Regions from separate parts of the Mus musculus genome. Here regions 1 and 2 are each linked to region 3. Evidence: chromatin loops called from intact Hi-C (ENCODE). Cell type or tissue: gastrocnemius. All regions are shown on one strand.

Region 1 (2,500 bases), 500 kb before region 3:
AAAAAATGTTATATTGGGTTATCCAAAATATAAAAATAAATACCCATTATCCCCGTGATATAAATAGCTAAACACATAAGTCGATGGACGTGGGGGATGTGGCTGGCTCCTCTAGAAACGCCTCAGTTTTAAGTTCTGTGGTCCTCCAGGGACCACACTTCAGTGTGGGCTTTGCATTTGAATAAATGCGCATGTGCAGGGGAAGACAAGGTAGGTTGCAAGAAGCCTCGCCAGGGCACCGTCTTTAGATGGCCAGGGTGATCTCCTGTGGCAAGACTTGTTGATTTTAGAAATACTTGGTGTCTTGTGGAGAGACTGACATCAGACAAACCAAACTGAGGTGCTGCCAGACAAATACCGCACCAGTTCCCTGCAGAAACGCTGAAGTCTTCAACCATGAGGAAAGCCCAAGAAACAGGCACGAGGAGGGTGAGACACTGGGACTGAGATGTTGTCTTGAGAAGGACCATCGGAAGGAAATAGGAGGAAAAGTCAGAGAGCTGAATAGGAGATGTACTTTAATTGCTAATAAAGAACCAATATTTGCTTTTTAATTGTGATAATTAGGCTTCAGGGACCTTAGATTCTAACATAGGAGTTTGGGTATTAGGGTACATGGAAACTTTCTTCTTTGAATTTATTTTTGTGAATATAAAGCTATTTACATTAGACTTTAATTTAAAAGAAAAAATGAGATATCTAAAATCAGTAAAAGTTGATACGATTACTTTTTTAATTTAAAAAATTAGATCTATTTATTTTATGAGTATGAATGTTTTGCCCGTTGGGTATGTATGGTTACCATGTATGTGCCTGGTGCCTCCGAGGTCAGAACAGTTGTGAGCCACCACCGTGTGAGTGCTAGGAATTGAACCCAGGATCTTTATAAGAGCAGCAAGCACTCTTAACCACTGAGCCATCTCTCCAGTACTGCAATTCTATTCGATAAGTGATAAGAGGAACATAAACACTACAATAATAAAACTGGCATTATAATTTGCTTCTGTTCACTATCTGGTTACTGAGTTAGATATAGCATGCTTTCTAGCTCATGTTAGGTCCTACATCATCTGAGCAATAGGCAGTAATACTGCCAGCAACCGCTGCTATTTCTCTCCTTGTATGCTGTGAACTTTTACCCAGAGCTGCTCCACTACCCACCTGCTCAACCCCAATTTTAAGAACTTGAGACATTTTGAAGTTTTCTAGCCATGTTGCTTATAAATCTGCTGTACCTTTTTTTTCTTTTTTCTTTTTTTTTTTTAATGGACGTTTATGGTACAATCTCATTATTATAATTTTCCTGTTTTGTCACATGTGATAACCAATGTTAGATTTTAAAAATTTCCTATCTGTGGAGTGATTCCTCAAATTTTATGTAAATGTGAAATGATGAAAAGTAAGTAGATCAATGAATTCTCACTTTATGTACTTTGAAATTATGTTAACTCCTTAAATGGAAATCAGTCTTAAAGGCGGAAGGGACAAATGTATTCGAAACTGTTCCTGCTACTGCCACATGGTGGCGCCATGTCAGCTGGTGAATGTTAAACTTTGGCAAACTTTGGATTAGTCTTCAGTTGATTAAGAACTGTTTGATCTGCGCAGGAATGCACAGTTGTGCTCTGGCCTCCATTTCACAGAAGAGATAACCAGAGTCCAGACAAGTAATTACTATTCAAAGTCCACCCGGAGGTCTGCTACTGAACCAGGAGTACAATGTACTTCCTGTCTCTTTGGTCTGGAAGCGCATTTTCTTCGTCATCTCCCTCTACCCGCACCCCCACCCCGCCCCCATGGGTAGATGTGTGTGGGTGTGTTTGAACAAGTGTCTGGGTATGCATGTGGAAGCCAGGGGTCAACTCGGGGATTCTACCTTAATCATCCCCATTTATTTTTTGGAATAGGATGTGTCACTAAACAGAGTTTGCTGATTCGTCTAGACTTCCTGGCTAGGGATTCTCAGAGATCCATCGGAGAGGGGATGGCAGGTGTGTACAAAATATACCAAATCTGTTTTTGTTTTTGTTTCTTTTTCTCTTCCTTTCCCTCTTTCTCTCTCTCTCTCTCTCTCTCTCTCTCTCTCTCTCTCTCTCTCTCTCCCTCCCTCCCTTCCTCCCTCCCTTCCTTCCTTTGTTCTTTTCTTTTCTTTTCTTTTCTTTTCTTTTCTTTTCTTTTCTTTTCTTTTCTCTTTAAGGCATGGGTACTGGGGGATCTGAACTCACTGTACAAACTGAACTAGCATCTATGCCCACTGTATAGAATATATAACAACAGCCACATTTCCACCAAGAAAGGTTTTTGGGTTGTTGTTGTTGTTGCCATGAATCTCATAATATTACCTTCAAGTCCTTTATTATTATTATTATTATTAATTATTGTTTCATGCAATTTTCTTTTGCTGTTTCTCTTAAAGCTTCTATGGCAGGCTTTTACTTAGCAAAATGTTTCAAGTGCAACAAAACCTTTAAGTATCACTGGAAGAATTGACTGGAATTAA
Region 2 (2,500 bases), 76 kb before region 3:
GATGGGTGCTTTGGTAGCACTAGGAATGGGTGCTGTGGTTATGCCATGGGGATTCATTCGTGCCATTGCTTTTTGTATTTAAAGAAATGTTATAATTAAATGGATTTTTCTAAACAATCTTCTCTTGGAATTATTACATTACAGGGGTATGTTCACGAGTCTATGTTTGTCCTTTTAAATTATTTTAATAAACAGTCTATTTTCAATGTAATTAAGTCCTATTTACTACTACTCTTTATTGGTTCTATGTTCCTGTATAGATTTTAAATTCAGAAGGCATTTGAGAAAACCTTAATTTTTTTTCAGGTTTCTTCTCCCGCACCCCCTTATATAAATATCTATCCTTTAGGACTTTCAAAACACATTTTTTTATTATAAGAATATATTTATTTCCTGTTTAACAAATTTTTTATTGATGATTTAATGCAAACAATAAACAATTCTGAAGAAAAAAATATGTGCTTGAAACAGTTAGGGCTTTTCAGAGGCAACAAAAGACCAAGAGTCAGGATAGTGATATAAAGAAATGTTTCTAGAACATGTGTCAAATGATTGTTAGCACACTGCCTGCCAGCCCGGATGGACTGGAAGAAGAGTTCCCAGGCTTTGATGGGAAAAATAGAAAGGCTCTTTTATTTTCAGCCATTCCTAGGATTCATGGTCTAAATTCACTGGTACTGAACAGTGTATGTAAACAACATACATATGTATATACATAGCACATATACTATATATATATATGTATATGTATATATACATACACATCTACTTCATATATATACATACATACATGCATACATTTGCTTCTACTTGGTACATGTCCTACATGTCATACCATTAATGCAAATGATTTTACTGTGAGTTTTGTGATATACACACACACACACATAAATATATATGTATTAAGTTTTAATTTTCAGTGAATATCTGTTTGGCTAAGGAAGGGACAGTACTGTGAAAACAGACACATTTGATTTGAGTCTCAAATCTTTGAGCTCTTGTTGCTGATGAAAACTCTGAAAGTCAGTGTTTACCCTGCCACCTATCAGTTGGACTTCCTGTTCCCACCGCCCTTTTCTTGCTTTCCTGCTTGGCCACCTCACTCACTGGCATAATCCTTCAAGGTAATTCTAGTCCTTGTCATTTTCTTTCACTTGTACAACTTTGACTTAGTGTAGTTATGGGAGTTGATATTAAATTCCTTGTTGACCATTTCTGGGAAAAGTCCATTGTTTTCTCAAGTTTGTAGAACTGGTGTACACTTTGTGGTTGTCCTGACTTCCTGCCTGCTTGTCAGTAGGTGGCAGTATTGGGCAGAGATTCCTTTGAGTCCAAAGAAAGACGTTTTAGACATGAACAGGCGTTCATACATATGTTACTACGACTCGGTGCCAGGCACCTACAGCAGTTAGATAACACTGTGGGGTTCTGTTTGAGTTACTTATTCTGAAATTGAAAAAATAATTAACATCAGAGGTGTATGTGTGTGTGTGTGTTTAATGAATTTGTCTGCTTTTAGTCCTTAATCTATTGAATGAATATGTGACATATATCAGACCCAGAATTAAACTTTCAGCAATGTCTTGTTTAAGCAAATGTGTTATGAGGAAAACCAGAAGGATATGGGTAAGAAGTTCAGAAGTAGGACATTTTTGTTTCCATGTATCTTAGTATGTACATCATGTTTCTTCATTCAACAAATTATTAGAGATTCATTTTCTCTCTCATATATATATATATGTATGTGTATGTGTGTGTGTGTGTGTATATATATATATATATATATATATATTCCTCAGTAGACAAAATAATCACAGGCATTGATCCTATTGGAGGCACATTTTAATAATGGAGACAAGTAATGAATTAAACAAAGTAAGTAAACAGAGCTACAGAGTATAAGGAAAGGTGCTGAGGACCTGATGGATATAAAGAGGCAAAGGGGCTAGTAGGACAACGCTGCCTACGGAGGCATAAAATGAATAGTCTCATTGAATAGTTACAACTGAACAAAGACTTGGACAGAGAGGAGATTTTTCTGGTGAATATTTAGAATGGCACTTTAAACAAAGGGAACATTTAGGACCAAGGTCCACCATAGGAATGTGCTTTGTCAACAGTGTCGCTGGAGTGGACTCAGGGCCAGAGAAAGAAAGCAAAGGTCAGAGAGGGAATTGCAAAGGCACGTCCGAGATCATGAGTCTTGGGTTAGGAGGGTGGTAATTCATTGCTTGTGTTAAAACAGTCAGTAAAAACACACTATTGGCAAAAGCTATAGTTGTGAAGAAATGATGCCTCGTGTTCACTCTGTACAGCGAAGGCAGAGCCTTAGGGCTCTCTAGCAGGAGAAAAGACTGCCCAATCACAAGATTTTTGCTTGGCTCTTTGTAGGGTGGAGTCTGGATTAAATGTGCTCTTAGCTAAGATCAAGGGAGGGAATGTGGATTTTTACAGAGAAAACCGGAAATGGGGCCCTAGAACTTCCTGGTGTTGAAGTCTT
Region 3 (2,500 bases):
ACAGGTGGCTGATGAAGTTGTTTAGAGCCTGGGGTGTGTGAGAATTCATAACAATAACATGCACCCTTGCACGAACTCATCAGCTTTTCAGATCTGAGTTTAATGGCTTCGGGAGGGAGGCAGACCCAGCCAGTGCTGACTAGGTAGGTCCTCTCAAACAGCCTAGGGCAAGCTTTTGTGAGGAGTGTTCTCCAACAGAGTACCTCAGACATGACTTATCAGCACTCGGGACATCTTTATGTGAGAAAAAGCCTCATTCTCTCTTCTCTTGAGCTTGGTCAAAAGCGACCTATATTATGCCACAGCAGGCAAAAGGGCTTAAAAGTGTTTCAGGAAAGCTATAAAATTGGTCTTTATGGAGGTAGTTACTTTTTTGCCTCCCAGGAGATGGTCATTTATAAAAAGAAGACTGGCTGAAATTCATACATCTATGTAAAAGCCCAGTGGGCAGGGCAGGATAATCTATTCACAACACACAGCAATGCCTTTGCTATTACATGGCCAACAAAAGAAGCTCAAATGGTGACTTAATGTCCTGGCCCGAAAAGGCTATTAATAGAGCAAGAATCATTCTTGCAAATACTGTAGTATGCAGCCTTCCTTAGAATTCTCCAAGAGGATTCCATATGTTGTGAGTTCTTGTGGACAGAATTTCACCAAAACATCTCTAAATGTTTACCTCTGAAAACAGACACTAATAACATCAATGGATGCCATGGACTTACGGAACAATAATGTGCAGGCTGAAGAAATCTACCTGTGGGTAATGTTGCTGTTAGTGCTGCCACAGTCACTTGGTCATTCACCAAATAATATGCTAAGATAATATGCTAATATAAGCCATATTTTAATATGGCTACTAGAATGGACAGATGGCAGTTGTGAATAACGGGCGTTTTATTGGCGCTGTATTGTGGAATGTCATGTGACATTCCACAATACAGCGCCAACATGACTGTTGGTAAGCTGGAGAGTTATTGAACAGAGCCACAGCTGAGCAGCAGTCCCCCACACCTTGAACATATTATCAGATTTTCTAGACAGTCATTTCATAAACACATTCAGTTGGAGGAGAGAGGATTTAGCATAGGTCCTTCGACTCCTATGTCATTATATAGCATACTCATATACACAAGAGGAACATGGTGTAAGGGATACGCGTCACTTCTAGGCCCAAGGACATGCTTTTCCTATGTTTTGGAAACAATAATCTCTGAAAAATGCTAAAACAGCAATAACAGCAGCAATAATAGTAATTAAAAAAAAAAAACACCCAGCCTCAATCAATCTCAACATGTTACACTTCCGCCATCTGGTGGTGATGCTTCATAATACATGTAGCACACAGGGGAAAGGGGATAAAGGACAGGATGGCTTGTTTCTGCTTTGCAGGTGACAATTCTGAGGCACACAGGGATATGGGGAGCCTACTAGAGTAGTGTATTTGTCACTGAAGTAGCTGGAAAGGAAGCCATGCTCCTTGCAGTCACAGTCACAAGGAGAGGGGTCAGTTGTCCTAGCAAACCTTCCCACTCTGTTAAAAGTTCAGGTCAGTGGTCATTTCTAATTCCGGTGCAGTGCTGACACTTGTAAATTCATTAACAAATTCAAAGCAATGTATGATTTCTTGGTAAGTGGACTTTGAGTTTAGATAGCTGTAGAGCAGAGATTCCAACGGCATTTATCAAAACGAGCAGCAAGTGATGAGTCATGCTAAAAATTGTGTAATTTCCTTCCTTCATGAGTCAATGATCCCGTTAATAAGTGTGGGCTAAAGTCCCATCTGATGCTTTCCTTCGGTGATCTTTGTGGGTGAATACTAAATAGGTACTTTTTCAGCACTGACTTTGATGTCCTGATGCATACAATGCCTGCTGCTGTTCACTGAATCATGTGAACTCCTTGGATGTGAGCTCCTTGGTGGAACTGGTCATTTACAGGGATTTGTCATAAGACGGCCCCACCTGGGGTGTGGAGAATATGTTTTCCCTTTCAATACATGTCAGTGCCCAAGGCTGACTTATCCTATGGCTTCGACTATCTATAGCTTTTAGCATACTGGCACTCCCGTTGCTGCAGGAACCATTCTCTCTTGCTTTGCTTTTTTTTTTTCTTCTCAGCTCACATCTCTTCAATTTTCTAAGAACCTTATCTGAACTCTTCATTTCTACCAGAATCTGAAAGTGCCACATTCAACTTTCCAGCAAGATTCACATAAAAGAAATGCAACCAACTTGTCGTATGCCAATCCCTGTGGACTGTGCTTATCAAAAAAAGGCTTGGAGTCAATGCTGCAGCCACTCATCCCATGTGAACATATTGATGCATTTCTGCATTGATAAGCCCAGATGCTTATCAACTCCATCCCCATCATTGTAGATGAGTAATATCCACAAACATAATAAGCAGGGATGTCTTTCTCCCCAGATAGTAATGGGCTAAATAATCAGGGAGATAGTACAAGGGACTACTAGACTCCAGTTCTGTGAGATAAGATAAC

The links. Hi-C counts contacts between places; a loop is a spot of excess contacts. Peaks named below come from ENCODE experiments on the same cell type or tissue, not always from the same donor. Only the 100,000 strongest peaks of a DNase experiment are listed, where the experiment ranks them.
Region 1: it touches region 3 in a loop (4-fold over the local background); 12 of 42 quality-filtered maps call a loop at or near these places.
Region 2: it touches region 3 in a loop (4-fold over the local background); 26 of 42 quality-filtered maps call a loop at or near these places.

Annotation. Positions count from the first base shown.
Region 1 is chr10:26,492,930-26,495,429 of GRCm38, forward strand. Gm30034 (a long non-coding RNA gene) reads left to right here. Exons shown (of 6, transcript XR_871559.3): 4 at 1,908-1,991. Among named protein-coding and RNA genes, the nearest start is that of Gm30034, 59 kb to the left of the region's middle. In gastrocnemius, a CTCF peak has its summit at 1,523 (motif pointing right); DNase peaks (open chromatin) are centred at 1,533 and 1,780; H3K4me3 peaks cover 218 bases.
Region 2 is chr10:26,918,438-26,920,937 of GRCm38, forward strand. Arhgap18 (Rho GTPase activating protein 18) reads left to right here. Exons shown (of 15, transcript NM_176837.2): 15 at 1-211. Among named protein-coding and RNA genes, the nearest start is that of Gm30534, 46 kb to the right of the region's middle. In gastrocnemius, a CTCF peak has its summit at 1,301 (motif pointing right); a DNase peak (open chromatin) is centred at 1,336.
Region 3 is chr10:26,994,428-26,996,927 of GRCm38, forward strand. The region is part of intron 58 of Lama2 (laminin, alpha 2); the gene reads right to left. Among named protein-coding and RNA genes, the nearest start is that of Gm40618, 13 kb to the left of the region's middle. In gastrocnemius, a CTCF peak has its summit at 1,324 (motif pointing left); a DNase peak (open chromatin) is centred at 1,321; H3K27ac peaks cover 295 bases.